Regions from separate parts of the Homo sapiens genome. Here regions 2 and 3 are each linked to region 1. The links are chromatin contacts, found by Hi-C or POLR2A ChIA-PET in ENCODE. All regions are on one chromosome and are shown on one strand. The core of a region is the stretch at or near the end of the contact, and the rest is flanking DNA. Distances in the headings are between cores, read along the strand shown.

What was found. A loop is a pair of places that touch in the nucleus more often than their neighbours do. ChIA-PET counts read pairs that join two places held with the same protein, here RNA polymerase II (POLR2A). Pooled maps may share reads with other maps.
Region 2: a loop to region 1 is called in a pooled map, with 2.4 times the contacts of the local background. The contact joins the promoter of ZMAT5 here to the promoter of GAS2L1 in region 1. A Hi-C loop is called at or near these places in 1 of 168 maps with a recorded cell type or tissue (breast epithelium) and 2 of 50 pooled maps. POLR2A ChIA-PET finds 5 or more read pairs at or near these places in 2 of 52 experiments (A549 and T-cell).
Region 3: a loop to region 1 is called in a pooled map, with 8 times the contacts of the local background. The contact joins the promoter of NF2 here to the promoter of GAS2L1 in region 1. A Hi-C loop is called at or near these places in 7 of 50 pooled maps. POLR2A ChIA-PET finds 5 or more read pairs at or near these places in 3 of 52 experiments (HEK293, HEK293T and K562).

Annotation. Positions count from the first base shown.
Region 1 is chr22:29,304,144-29,308,885 of GRCh38, forward strand. GAS2L1 (growth arrest specific 2 like 1) reads left to right here and starts at 2,507. Exons shown (of 6, transcript NM_001362985.3): 1 at 2,507-3,010; 2 at 3,944-4,595. The coding sequence starts at 3,963. RefSeq lists enhancers at 1,514-2,259, 1,864-1,913, 2,260-3,003 and silencers at 2,674-2,943, 2,964-3,013, 3,104-3,243.
Region 2 is chr22:29,764,929-29,769,670 of GRCh38, forward strand. It overlaps ZMAT5 (zinc finger matrin-type 5), which reads right to left and starts at 2,079. Exons shown (of 6, transcript NM_001003692.2): 1 at 1,944-2,079. It overlaps UQCR10 (ubiquinol-cytochrome c reductase, complex III subunit X), which reads left to right and starts at 2,441. Exons shown (of 2, transcript NM_013387.4): 1 at 2,441-2,620. The coding sequence starts at 2,471. RefSeq lists enhancers at 1,314-1,963, 1,933-2,162, 1,964-2,613, 2,523-2,572.
Region 3 is chr22:29,601,328-29,606,069 of GRCh38, forward strand. It overlaps NF2 (NF2, moesin-ezrin-radixin like (MERLIN) tumor suppressor), which reads left to right and starts at 2,306. Exons shown (of 16, transcript NM_000268.4): 1 at 2,306-2,785. The coding sequence starts at 2,672. RefSeq lists an enhancer at 1,692-1,821 and a silencer at 2,072-2,651.

The DNA of each region.
Region 1 (4,742 bases), core at 1,257-3,756:
GAGCCAGGCCACACTGAGCTGGGTAGTGGCATTATTTTTCACAACCCCATGATGTAACTACTACTACTGTCCCATTCTGCAGATGGTGCCACTGAGGCTCAGGGAGCTTCACCATCCCACCCAATGACCAATGACAGAGCCTGGGTTCCGTCCAACTTCACCCATGTCCAAAACCCCAAAATGCAGCAAGGTAGGTATAAGCAGGAGTCAAATTCCTGCACAGCTGCTGGCTACACATATCCCATGCCTTCTCTGGGCCTCAGTTTCCCCAAATTGTAAAATGAGAACACCTAAGAGTATCATAGCTCATCGGGGTATTTTGAAGATGAAACTGTTAAATGTCCACACCCTGATTCACCCCCACCCCAAACCTGCAACCCTCCTCCACCTCCAGCAGCCCTTCCCTCCCCAGGTGTTAGCACCTCCGCCCTCCCAGTGCTCAGCCCTGGGAGTTGTCCTGGATTCCGTCCTCACACTCAACCAATCCACCAGCACATCAGCTCTCCCCTCACAATATGGCCAGAATCCAGCGCCCTCTCACCACCTGGTTTCCTCTGAGGCTCCAGCTCCTGCCCTGGCCCACCACAGCAGCCCCAGGGAATGTTTTTTTTTTTTTGAGACGGAGTCTCGCTCTGTCGCCCAGGCTGGAGTGCAGTGGCACGATCTGGGCTCACTGCAAGCTCCGCCTCCCAGGTTCACACCATTCTCCTTCTCCTGCCTCAGCCTGCCAAGTAGCTGGGACTACAGGTGCCCGCCACCACGCCTGGCTAATTTTTTTGTATTTTTTTAGTAGAGACAGGGTTTCACCATGTTAGCCAGGATGGTCTCGATTTCCCGATCTCGTGATCCGCACGCCTCGGCCTCTCAAAGTGCTGGGATTACAGGCGTGAGCCGCCGCGCCCGGCCGGGAATGTTAAGACCTAAGCCAACCACCCCTGCTCTAAATCACTGCATGGCTCCCATGTCCCTCAAAAGAGACACGGCCCCCAAGGCCCTGCTTAACCGGCCCTGGGGTCTCTCTAATCTCTCTACCTCCTCCCTCACCCACCTCCCTGCACTCCAGCCTCAGCCACCTCCCCAGTCTTCTTGAGCACGCCGGACACATGCCCACCATGGGGCCTTTGCACTGGCCGTTCCCTCTCCCTCTCCAGATATCCCCGACCTTCCTCCCTCACTTCCTTTCCTGATGAGGGATTTTAAATTGCAGCCCCCTCACACCCACACCCTCACCCGGCTCCATCCCTGTCTTCTCTGCACCTCATCCCTGTCTCTGCCCTGGGGCTGCCTCCCTGCCAGACTTGGACAACAGGCCCTGAGAGCTGGCTCTGCTTGGTTCCCTGCTGTTTTGCTGTTGATTTCCAGTGCCCAAAGAGACCCAGCACACAGTAGGTGCCACGCAGGTGTCAGCCTTGAGGATTGCTAGTTACTGCCTTCCTCACTGGAGGAAGTGCCATGGGGGGCGCTGAGGTGAGAAAACGCCTTTGAAAAGGTCACACAGGCCAGGCAAGTGGCTCACACCTGTAATCCCAGCCCTTTGGGAGGTGGAGGCGGGCAGATCACCTTAGGTCAGGAGTTCGAGACCAACCTGGCCAACATGGTGAACTTGTCTCTACTAAAAATACAAAAAGCCGGGCGTGGTGGCAGGTATCAGTAATCCCAGCTACTCGGGAGGCTGAGGCAGGAGAATCGCTTGAACCCCGGAGGTAGAGGTTGCAATGAGCCCAGATCCAGCCACTGTACTCCAGCCTGAGCGACAGAGCGAGACAAAAAAAAAAAAAAAAAAAAAAAGGAAGAAAATAAAAAAGAAAAGGTCACAAGGACTCTCTGGGATGCCTGTGAATGCCTGGCACCAAGAGGCCTGGCTCACAGGTGCTCAACCAATGCTGCTGATCCGTGGATGAGGGCGTCCCCATAATCGTCATGTTCAAATCCTGGCTCCACCAGCTGCTCTCCTGACTGTGCCCCAGTTGGGCATGAGTGTCCTTCACAGAGGTGACACACCAGTTCATTCAGGTCAAGGGCGCAGAGCAGTCCTGGCAGCACACAGTAGGAGATTTATTGGAGCTCTGAGCCTGGCTGTGGTTGGCGGCTTCCCTGCAGGCCTGCCCCACCCGTGTAGCATGGCTGCCGCCCAGACCCGCCCGACGTCCCGCCCAGCCCAGCCGGCAGCAGCAGGGGGCAGGATTTCCCGCTGATCCCGGCGGTCCGTCCTCTGCAGTTTAAAAAGAGCCCAGCGGGGCTTAACCCTCCCGCGTCCGGCCGGCCTCCGATGCCCCCCGTCCCCTGTTCTGTGCGGAACTCCGGCTTTGGCCATCTGCCTACTTCTCTGAGCTTCAGTATCCTCATCTGTAAAACCGGTTCCCCTCATTTCAGGGTCAAAAATGAGCATTCAGTGAGCACAAGGAGCCCTCAGTCGCCAGGGGCATCCTCCCCCTCCCCGCGGCGGTGCCGTTTATCTGGCCAGGGGAGGTCCACCCGGGAGGAGGTGACTTTGCAGCCTCCAGCCGCTATCGCTTCCTGCCTTCATCTTGGGAACAGGCCGTGCTGTGCGCCAGCCCGGGGAGCCCACCGTCTGGGGAGGGGGGCGATTAAAAGGTCCCAACCTCCTCCCCAGGAGACCAAAGAGGTTGGACGGGGCCCCGGGTACTAGGCTGGGTGGGGGTTGGGCGCCTGGGCCGGTCGCAGTTGTCTGGGGGCCCTGGGGCTCTCTGCGTCGAGAGCGCTCGAAGACCCGGGATTCCTGGCCCGATCGCGGGCGGGGGGAGACCCCAGCTCCACCCCAGCTCCCGCCGGCTCGGGGAAGGGGCGGCCCCTTTAAGAGCGCGCGGCCCCGCCCGCCCCCTCCGGGCAGGATCCGAATTCCAGGGAGGCGGGGCGGAGACGGCGGCGAGGAGGAGGCCGCGGCGCGGGACGCATAGAGCTGCGGCTCGGGCGGCGCCTCCCTGCGGCGGCCCGGCCCGGCTCCGGCCCCCGCTGGGGCAATGCTCCCCGGGGCCGCGGGATGAGCCAGGTGAGCGCGGAGACCCCCAGCACTCCCTGCCTGGTGCGCATGGACGGGGGTGGGGAGGCGGGGCGGGAAGCGGCGTCCTCGGCCTCTGTTCCCCGGGGCTGTGTGACCTTGGGCGGCCCCGCACCCTCTCTGGGCCCAGAGCCCCAGCACCGGCAGGGCCTGCGGAGGCCGCTCTGAGTCCTGGCCCCGCAGGCACCGGCCTGGAGCGCTGGGGAGGCTTCTTGGAGGAGGCGGGGCCTGGCCCTGGCCCCGGATCGCCGAGACCGGCCACGCTGCGCCGCCTGGACGCCGGGCTCCTCCACCCACAGCTCTGCGACCTTCACGAGCTCGACCCTTTCTGCGCCTCAGTTTCCTCATCTATAAAATGGAGATAATGCCTCCGCGCGCTGAGCCCGAGCGCGGTCGTGCTGTTACACTATTGCTGCTGCTATGTCGTTAATGACGGCACAGCCCTTATGGAAGGGGGGCCAAGGAAGGCACGGGGACCTTCCCGCAGGACATGGGGTGGGCACCAGCCCTAAGCCATGCACATAACCCACTCTGAGGTCAGGACCTGGGTTCCTTTCGTGTCCACTGGGGGCCTTAGCCGTTGTCTTCACTTCTCTAGGTCCCAGCCCTTCACAATGGGCGCGCCTCCCTGCCTGAGAGGGAGGCCCCAGCCAAGCCCCAGTTTCCACCGCAAAAAGCCACACAGCAAACACTTAATGGACCCTAAATTTATAAAAATTATCCCATAGAGTCCTATGAGGCAGGGAATGTTACTGTACCCATTTCGCAGATGAGGAAACTTGGGGCACCGACATTTCCCAGAGCCAACATGTAAACCAGGCATTTGGCCTGAGTGACAGACTGGTGCAGGTGGCCAGCAGCTTAATTTGTACTGAGCGCTTACTGGGTCCCCACAGCGATCCTGAACTGTGTTCCTGCCCACAGTGACTCGGCCGGTCCGGGCATGGCAGACCCAGTGGCGGGCATCGCGGGCTCGGCGGCCAAGAGCGTGCGGCCATTTCGCTCCAGTGAGGCCTACGTGGAGGCCATGAAGGAGGACCTGGCCGAGTGGCTCAATGCCTTGTACGGCCTGGGTCTCCCGGGTGGTGGCGATGGCTTCCTGACAGGGCTGGCCACGGGCACGACCCTGTGCCAACATGCCAACGCCGTGACCGAGGCTGCCCGTGCATTGGCAGCCGCCCGCCCGGCCCGAGGTGTGGCCTTCCAGGCGCACAGTGTAGTGCCTGGCTCCTTCATGGCGCGCGACAACGTGGCCACCTTCATCGGCTGGTGCCGCGTGGAGCTGGGTGTGCCGGAGGTGCTCATGTTTGAGACTGAGGACCTGGTGCTGCGCAAGAACGAGAAGAGCGTGGTGCTGTGCCTGCTGGAGGTGGCGCGGCGTGGGGCACGCCTGGGCCTGCTGGCCCCACGCCTCGTGCAGTTTGAGCAGGAGATTGAGCGGGAGCTGCGTGCTGCACCCCCAGCCCCCAACGCCCCTGCCGCTGGGGAGGACACCACTGAAACCGCCCCCGCACCAGGGACTCCTGCCCGCGGCCCCCGCATGACACCCAGCGACCTGCGCAACCTCGACGAGCTGGTGAGTCCCCCAGCACCAGGTGCCAGGGACCCGACAGCACAGCCAGTGCCTGCAATCTGTCCCTGAACCTCCCAGGGTCCACCCTGCTATCTGCAGAACAGTCTGCCCCACAAAAAGAGTGCACATGTTGAGCACCAAACCGAGGAA
Region 2 (4,742 bases), core at 829-3,328, 460 kb after region 1:
CCAGCCCAGTCCCTGGTTTTGAATGCCACCCCTATCCGGATGACTCTTCTCAGGCTCATACCTCTCCTCTAAACTACAGATCCATGTCCTCATTTGCCTCTAGACACCTCCACTTGATGTCTGTTGGCTAGCTCAAACTGATGTGGCCAAAACAGAACTTAAGATCATTCTGTTGATTTTAAATTGTTGAGGTCAAAACTTAGATGTCAGCTGGACGCGGTGGCTCACACCTGTAATCCCGGCACTTTGGGAGACCGTGGCAGGCGGATCACTTGAGGCCAGGAGTTCAAGACCAGCCTGGCCAACATGGTGAAACCTTGTCTCTACTAAAAATACAAAAATGAGCTGGGCGTGTTGGCATCCGCTTGTAATCCCAGCTATTCAGTAGGCTGAGGCATGAGAATTGCTTGAACATGGGTGGCAGAGGTTGCAGTGAGCCAAGATTGTGCCACTGCACTCCAGCCGCACAGAGTGAGACTCTGTCTCAAAAAAAAACAAAAAACAAAAAACAAAAAAAACTTAGATATCCTCCTCAATTCCTCTTTCCTGTGCACCCTACACACATCTGCTAGCTTGCTCTGTCTGCCCTCCCTCCCAAATTACATCCCAAATCTGATCACTGCCCTGCTCCACACCCTAACCTAAATTACCACCCATCAGGCCGGGCATGGTGGCTCACGCCTGTAATCCCAGCACTTTGGGAGGCCAAGATGGGAGGATCACCTGAAGTCAGGAGTTTGAGACTAGCCTGGCCAACATGGTGAAACCCTGTCTCTACTAAAAAAAAAAATTAGCCAGGCATGGTGGCAGGCGCCTGTAATCCCAGCCACTCGGGAGGCTGAAGCAGGAGAATCACTTGAACCCGGGAGGCGGAGGTTGCAGTAAGCCGAGATAGCACCACTACACTCCAGTCTGGACGACAGACCGAGACTCCATCTCAAATAAATAACCACCCATCTTCCCTCAAATGATCTACTACAATAACTTCCCCCTTGCGGTCCACTCTCCATAGACCAGCCAGGATGATGACATTAAAGTGCACATTAAATCTTGTCGCATTTCTCCTGAAAACCCTTCAATGGCCTCCTAGTGCAACTAGAAAAAGACAAGACTCCTTGGCCAGACGCGGTGGCTCACGCACCTTGGGGGGCGAGGCAGGAAGATTGCTTGAGCCCAGGAGTTGGAGACCAGCCTGGGCAACACAGTGAGACCCTGTCTCTAAAAACAAAAACCAAAGAAAACAAGACTCCGTAAGGTGGGTTCCAAGGCCAGACATGAGCTGACCGGAGTCAACCTCTTCACAGTCCACTCTACTTCTTTCCCTCAAACATCCCAGGACTGTAGCTGCCTCAAGGCCTTTGCACCAACGTTTTCCTGTTCAACTCTACTATTCATTCAGGTCTCTAGTCAAGTGTCACCCCCCAGAGCAGCTACCCAGGGTGCAATGTCACCACCACTGCCTCTCCAGTCAACCAAAGCACTATCTGTTTGCTGTACTGCATCTCCCCACCCGCCCACTCCGTAGATTGAGCGCTCTGTGAGAGCAAGGACTTTGTTCACTGCTGGGTCCCCAGAGCAGGGACCAGAACAGGCGCTGGGAAAACATCTGTTGAATGCCCCAGGTACTCCAAAGCCCTTGCTCTTTTCAATCCCAAGCAGGTTCCAAGTCTCCAGCCTTCCAAACCAGGGTTGCCCGGTGCGAAGCCCAGGGGTGAGAGGAACAGGAAGCAGGGCAGATCCGTCCCTGCCCTTAATCCAGGGTGAAGGGTTTAACCTCCAGGACAAGACTTTTGCCGCAGGCTCCAGCTCCTGGCCTAGACTTGGGGCTGGTGCAGGGGACAAGGCGAAGAGTTGAGCCAGGGTCTCGGGAACCCAGCTGCCCTCGCCCCTCTATCCACACCCTATCCCAAGAAATGGTGCGTCCCGCCGCAGGGCGTACGCACAGAGAAGGAAGTGTTCAAGTCTTCCAGTGCGGAGAAAAGAGACTAGGACTCGCCCCTCGACGTCTCGCGGAAGGTACCTGGCTCCCCGGTGGCTGCAGCTCCGGGCTCCTCCTCCTGCGTCCTCGCGTCGCGTACTGCTTGCTGGGATTCGTAGTCTCGCCTTGGCCATCAGTTCGCCCTTCCCAGAGAGCTTTGGGAATCTAAGCCGGGACTGGGCGGAGGGCGGGGAGAAGGTGATGGCGCGCGAGGGCTTCTGGGAGTTGTAGTTTGACATATTCTAACAGCCAGGAATTCTGGAGAAGAAAAATTGGGTAATAAATCTTATCAGATTATCTGGGCTGTCCTGATATGAACCTTTTGAGTTTTTTTCCTCATTCCCAGGATAGGAATACCTCTGTGGTTCAAAACACGAAGGCTGAGATTCAGAGGAACTACAAATCCCATAAAGTGTTGCACGTCTAGGGCCTTTGGGGAACGAGGTCGGCCCCAGCGCAGGCGCGGTGGCGCGAGTTGGACTGTGAAGAAACATGGCGGCCGCGACGTTGACTTCGAAATTGTACTCCCTGCTGTTCCGCAGGACCTCCACCTTCGCCCTCACCATCATCGTGGGCGTCATGTTCTTCGAGCGCGCCTTCGATCAAGGCGCGGACGCTATCTACGACCACATCAACGAGGGGGTGAGGGCCTGTGCCATCCCTGACCTTGGACCCGCCTGAGGGGTGACAGTGGAGTAGAGGTGGGATGGGACTCAGTATACTTTTACCAGGAAGGGGGTAAGGGGTAAACCGTCGGCGTCTTCTGTCTCGAGTCCGCCGTCTGTCCCCTTGGCTTGATGTGAATTCTAAAACGTTAAGCGAGGTTAATATATTTCATTTTGCAGGGGTTGTAAGTATTGCTGTGTGCCACCCTACATACCCACTTGCCCATTATCAGAAGCAAAAACTAAAGGCTAGTGAGAGCAAAGGACTTACTAGCTGCACAGGAAGCCAGGGGCAAGTCAGGGCCAGAAACGGGACCCCTGTCTCTCAGAGTTTCAAGGGCAGATTTGAGCAGGCGACGGTCGTGAAAAGGACGTTAGACACCTTAGACGCCGTGGCTGAAGTTTCAGACGGCGCTTCTGGTCCCCAAGGCTTCCCACGTAGACAGTTGGTATTAATGGTTGAGAGTGGGGGCTATGAAATCAGAAAGCCTTGGATAGGAACACTGGTCCTTGTCACTTAACTGTGGCATTAAGTTGAGCAAGTTTCTTCTCTGAACTCCGTTTTAACTGTGAGATGGAGATATTAATAGTAACCTGAGCACGATTGTGAGGATTACATGAGATGCAGGCAGGGTGCCACATGCCTGGTAGGTGGTACCACTGAAAAATAATCATTGCTTACATTCCTCAGGAGAAAGTGGAAGCATGAGGTAGGAATCGCAACACATTTTTGACTTTTATGTATCATGCACTGTGCTAGGTGCAGTGCATGCTTTATATCGCTAAATTATGACTGTGCTGGAGTAGGCCTTATACATATAGCCCTGTTCCACCACTCACTTGTGTTTTTAATTTGAGACTGTCTGACTCTGCAGCCCGGGAAGGCACTGTCCACTAGTGCTATGCTGCCTGTGACCAGTGCAACTTCCTGCCCCATATGAAAGCATTGCTACTGTCCCATCTCTTGCAAGTGGTTCTGTTAACCACTCCCATTGATCTGGAGAGACATCCAAGTATGTTGTTATAACTCACCCATTTTCCTTGTGCTTTTTTTTGTTTTGTTTTGTTTTTTTGAGACAGGATCTCACTCTGTCGCCCAGGTTGGAGTGCAGTGGCATGATCACAGCTCACTGCAGCCTTGACCTCCTGGGTTCAAGTGATCTTCCCACCTCAGCCTCCTGAGTAGCTGGGACCACAGGCATGCGCCACCACGCCCAGCTAATTTTTGTATTTTTTGTAGAGATGGGGTTTCACCATGTTGCCCAGGCTGGTCTTGAATTCCTGAGCTCAGGCAGTCCTCCTGCCTTAGCCTTCTAAAGTACTGGGATTACAGGCGTGAGCCACTGTGCTCAACCTCTTGTGCTTCTGGGAATGAGAATTTCAGCCAATTTAGGTCCCAGGAAATGTCTTAAATGGCTCATGGTGAAATATTTTGGGACTACGCACTTATAATCTCTTCAGTAATACCTGGGAGTTGAAGAACTGAGACATCTTCCAGGCTGTTTTCCTTAATAATTGTGTGTTTTGGGGCACTTCCCTCAATCTCAAACTGAATTTCCTGTGAAATTAAGATCACCCCTTTCCACTTACTTCACCTGGTGATTGAAAGCATCATAGTATTTTATAAATGCCAAGAATTATGCATGAAGGCTCGGCGCGGTGGCTCACACCTGTCATCCCAGCGCTTTGGGAGGCCAAGGCAGGCAGATCACTTGAGGTCAGGAGTTTGAGACCAGCTTGGCCAACATGGCGAAACCCCATCTCTACTAAAAATACAAAAATTAGCCGGGTAGCGCATACCTGTATTCCCAGCTGCTCTTGAAGCTGAGGCAGGAGAATCGCTCGAACCCAAGAGGCTGAGGTTGCAGTGAGCCGAGATTGCGCCACTACACTCCAGCCTGGGCGATAGAGCGAGTCTCCGTCTCAAAAAAAAAATGTGCATCAAGCATAGGATTGCTTCGAGTTTGCCCACCACAAGTGTATCTTTTTAATCAGGACATGGCATGTGTTTCCCCCAAGCTCATTTTAGAGACCAGGGCAGTGGGAGTAGTTGTAAAATGTGAGAGGCAAAGGTCAAAGTTTGTGGCTCTTGTCTTTAA
Region 3 (4,742 bases), core at 1,056-3,555, 300 kb after region 1:
GGACTACAGGCGCCCGCCACCACGCCCGGCTAATTTTTTGTATTTTTAGTAGAGACAGGGTTTCACCGTGTTAGCCAGGATGGTCTCGATCTCCTGACCTTGTGATCTGCCTGCCTCCCAAAGTGCTGGGATTACAGGCGTGAGCCACTGGGCCCGGCCCGGTGTCACGTATTTTTATCAGCAGCCATTTGTTGTCCCTGTGGGGAGCCCAGAAAACCCAGCCCGGTTCTCCCACCTGCGGGGAAGAAATGAAGCAATGATAATGAAGACACTCCCATGCCAAGCCCATACTGCCCTGAGCAATCAGTTTTGGTGGGGAGAATTTGCTAGCAGAAGGCAGGACATAAAGTCCCCACAGCAGCCTCACTGGGTGTGGCAGCAAATCATTCCTGAGGCCTGGCCGGTGCTACCAGGCACAGCAGGGGTCCGTGCAGAAGAACTAGATTTATTCCATTAATATACCGTTACAGCAACAATGTCTGCTGAGTACTCCGGAACTGTAATTCACATTTCCTGAGGCTGTAGTAGGGAGAATTTGGAAGCAGGGCAGCACAGTGCTAACCAGCAGGCTCTGGGTGGGACAGACCTGGGTTTGAGTCCTAGCTTTGCCTTTCACTATCTGCATTATAGTCAGCGAGTGGCTCTATCATATCTCTCAGTATCTTCACCTGTGGAGTTGGGGGGGTGATGCTAATGTTAGCTAACATTTATGGGGTGATTATTGTTGTTAAAACTCAGTACACCGGGCGCGGTGGCTCACGCCTGTAATCCCAGCACTTTGGGAGGCCAAGGTGGGCAGATCACCTGAGGTCAGAAGTTTGAGACCAGCCTGGCTAACATGGTGAAACCCCGTCCCTACTAAAAATACAAAAATTAGCCGGGCGTGGTGGCGGGTGCCTGTAATCCCAACTACTGGGGAGGCTGAGGCAGGAGAATTGCTTGAACCCGGGAGGCGGAGGTTGCAGAGAGCCGAGACCGCCCCATTGTACTCCAGCCTGGGCAACAAGAGCGAAACTCTGTCTCAAAACAAAAAACAAACGAAAAAACACAGTAAATTGTCCCTATTTGACTACTAAGAGCTATTTTAAAATAGAATTTATTATCTAAGTACAGAAAGGTGTAATTATCCCCCCTACACCCGTTAGAACCCTTGATGACACTAAATAAATAATACATGAATACGGTTCAAAAATGGGCATCATAGAGTATAAAATAAAGAATGCTTTCATTTTCAACCCAAATTCAGCAATTTCATAGGATGCCAGGCTCAGCTCTAAAGCCTTATATGTATTCAGTGCGCTGAAATTCAACAACCTCACGAGGTAGGTATAACCAATAATAATTCTAGGCGGGGCGTGGTGGCTCACGCCTGTAATCCTAGCACTTCGGGAGGCCGAGGCGGGCGGATCACCTGAGGTTCGAGACCAGCCTGACGAACATGGAGAAACCCCGTCTCTAATAAAAATACAAAATTAGCCGGGCGTGGTGACGCATACCTGTAATCCCAGCTACTCGGGAGGCTGACGCCGGAAAATCGCTTGAACCCGGGAGGCGGAGGTTGCAGTGAGCCGAGATCGCGCCACTGCACTCCAGCCTGGGCAACAAGAGCGAAACTCCGTCCCAATAATAATAATAATTAATAATAATAATAATAACAATAATAATAATAATTCTAAAGGGAAGCAGAGGGATCTGGCGGGAAAGTGCCAGCAAACCTAACAGGCCTCCACAAGTGTCTTTAAAGTTTCATAGGGGTCGGTATATGTGATTAACTGCCAAAGAAGAATATTCGCCGTGTGTCCGAAACGCAGTCCCCTGGGGCGCCACACTCGGAGCCTACTTGAACCGAAGAGTCCCTCCCTGGGCCAACGAAGGACCCAATTCCCCTCGCCCCGGATCCAGCCTCTAAGTGGTTTCCCGGGTAAGGTCAGCAGAGGTCCGCCGCCTCAACCAGTCTTGTTAGAGTAGGCACAAAAGCATTCAGAGTGACTGCCACTGTAGCCACTCAACGCCGAGCCTAGGCCTGCTTTTTTTGCAGTTAGAGTGAAACTTTCCATTGGTGGAGTCACCCCAAAGGAGGCGGGACGGAGCGGGAAAGTCCTGCCTACCTTGGCCTTCCCAGCCAATCGCAGCATCTATGCGTCAGCCTCCGGTTCGGTTGCGCTGCGCGTAGTGGTCTGGGCGACCTGAGGGCGGGGCCGGGAGCAGGCCCCGGGCTGTGGGGAGGGTGCGCTTCCCGCGGGCGCGCGGAGTGAGGACGGTGACAGCCACGCGCGCGCGTACGCGCCCGATGCAGCGCGGCCCCGTGACCCTAGTCGGCCGCTGAGAGGCGCGCGGAGTCTGGGCCGCTGCCGTCTAGGGGTCCCGTCCCGAGGCGTCCCCGGCATCTCCGGCCCGAATCCCGGAGTGCCGGGTCGCGCCTGCACCGAAGGTCCCGGCTCCTGTGCCCTCCCTGCAGCCGTCAGGGCCCGTCCCCCAACTCCCCTTTCCGCTCAGGCAGGGTCCTCGCGGCCCATGCTGGCCGCTGGGGACCCGCGCAGCCCAGACCGTTCCCGGGCCGGGCAGCCGGCCACCATGGTGGCCCTGAGGCCTGTGCAGCAACTCCAGGGGGGCTAAAGGGCTCAGAGTGCAGGCCGTGGGGCGCGAGGGTCCCGGGCCTGAGCCCCGCGCCATGGCCGGGGCCATCGCTTCCCGCATGAGCTTCAGCTCTCTCAAGAGGAAGCAACCCAAGACGTTCACCGTGAGGATCGTCACCATGGACGCCGAGATGGAGTTCAATTGCGAGGTAACCGGCCGGCAGCCCCGACTGCTGCGGTGACAGTCGAGGTGGAAGCTCGAGAGGTTCTCTTTATATCATCTTATGGGTGTAGCTAGAGACGGGCAGAACCGGAAGGGCCAACTAGGCCCAAAACCTCATGTTAAAGATGATTGCTGCTTTTTTTCATAGGACTTTTGGGTTTTGGCATTTCCTGAAGGTTATTTTCATTCATTGTTATTGGAAGAAGCTGGATGCTCCTGTGATAGAAAATTCAGGATTTCAGTGTCAGGCTTAAGTTAGGCTTACGCTTAAAAGCTTGAAAGTTTATTCTTTCATTAGGTAATATTGTTATGTACCCAGGTATTAGAAGTTGCGTCTTGTTTATTGGAAAGCCAATACTTGTTTCCCTTTTCTAAAGCTTGCATATTCTGGGAAAAAAAACCCTTTGAAGAACGATATAACATCTCATACTTACTTTCCACATAGTTTCCAACATGATGATAACAGCTATCAATTGTTCAGTATTTTCAAAGTGCTAGACATTTGCACATTTAATCCTCAGAACAAACCCATTTATCTAGTAAATGGCAAGGTGGGGTTTTGAACCAAGCTCACAGCCCGTACAGTACTGCTTCTCAAGTAATTTAAGTTCTTGCTGCTAAAAGTGTGGTTTGTGGACCAGCAGCATTGGCAGCAGTAAGCAAGGGTTGGCATGCTTTTTCTGTACAGGACCACATAGTAAATATTTTCAACTTTGTAGACTAGAGAATCTCTGTTGGAGTTATTCAACTCTTCAACTCTACCATTGTAACACAAAAGCAGCCTTAGATAAGATCAGCTTCCAGCATGACAGCTTAAGGAACCCATTCCTCTGTAAAACTGGTGAAAATTCTTTTTTGTTTTGTTTCGTTTTGAGACAGAATCTCACTCTGTCACCGAGGCTGGCATGCAGTAGTGTGATCATGGCTTACTGCAACCCTGACCAACCTCCCTGGCTCAATCAGTCCTCCTGCCTCAGCCTCTCGAGTAGCTGGGACCACAGGCGTGTGCCACCACACCTGGCTAATTTTTTTTTTTTTTTTTTTTTTGAGACGGAGTCTCGCTCTGTCACCCAGAGTGCACCGGGCTAGAGTGCAATGGCGCGATCTTGTCTCACTGCCACCTCCACTTCCAGGTTCAAGTGATTCTCCTGCTTCAGCCTTCCAGGTAGCTGGGATTACAGGCGTGCGCCACCTCGTCTGGCTAATTTTTCTATTTTTAGTAGAGACAGGGTTTCACCATATTGGGCAGGCTGATCTCGAACTCCTGACCTCGTGACCAGCCGACCTGGGCCTCCCAAAGTGGTGGGAAAGTGGTGCGATTACAGATGTGAGCCACCCCGCCCAGCCTCACCTAGCTAATTTTTGTAAAGACAGGGTTTTGCCATGTTGCCCAGGCTGATCTTGAACTCCTGAGCTCAAGCAATCCACTCGCCTTGGCCTCCCAAAGTGATGGGATTACAGATGCAGCCACCACGCCTGGCCCAAAAATTCTTTTTTTAAAATCAACTATTTAAACCCTCCGGCAATGGTCCTGAGGGCAAACAACAAATGAAAAAACACCTATTCAAGAAAATCTACAAATTCGGTAAGAAAGATGAGAGGGTATGGTATTTGAACCAAGATCATTCCCTCCTTACTCACTCCTAGCTTAGTGAGGTGGAGCTTCTACTCCAGACTATTGCAAACTGTAATACCGGGCACTGCTCCCCCAGCTCCCAATCAAATGCTTTCTTCCCAGGAAAAGCAGGACATCAGCATTTCTCATCCTACCTAGAGCTACTTGTTGCTGAGGTTAAAACCTGTGTGAGTGCAATTGAAAGTTGGAGCTCTCTTTTTTTTTCTTTTGAGACGGAGTTTTGCTCTTGTTGCTCAAACTGGAGTGCAATGGTGTGATCTCGCCTCACCGCAGCCTCTGCTTCCCGGGTTCAAGCGATTCTCCCACA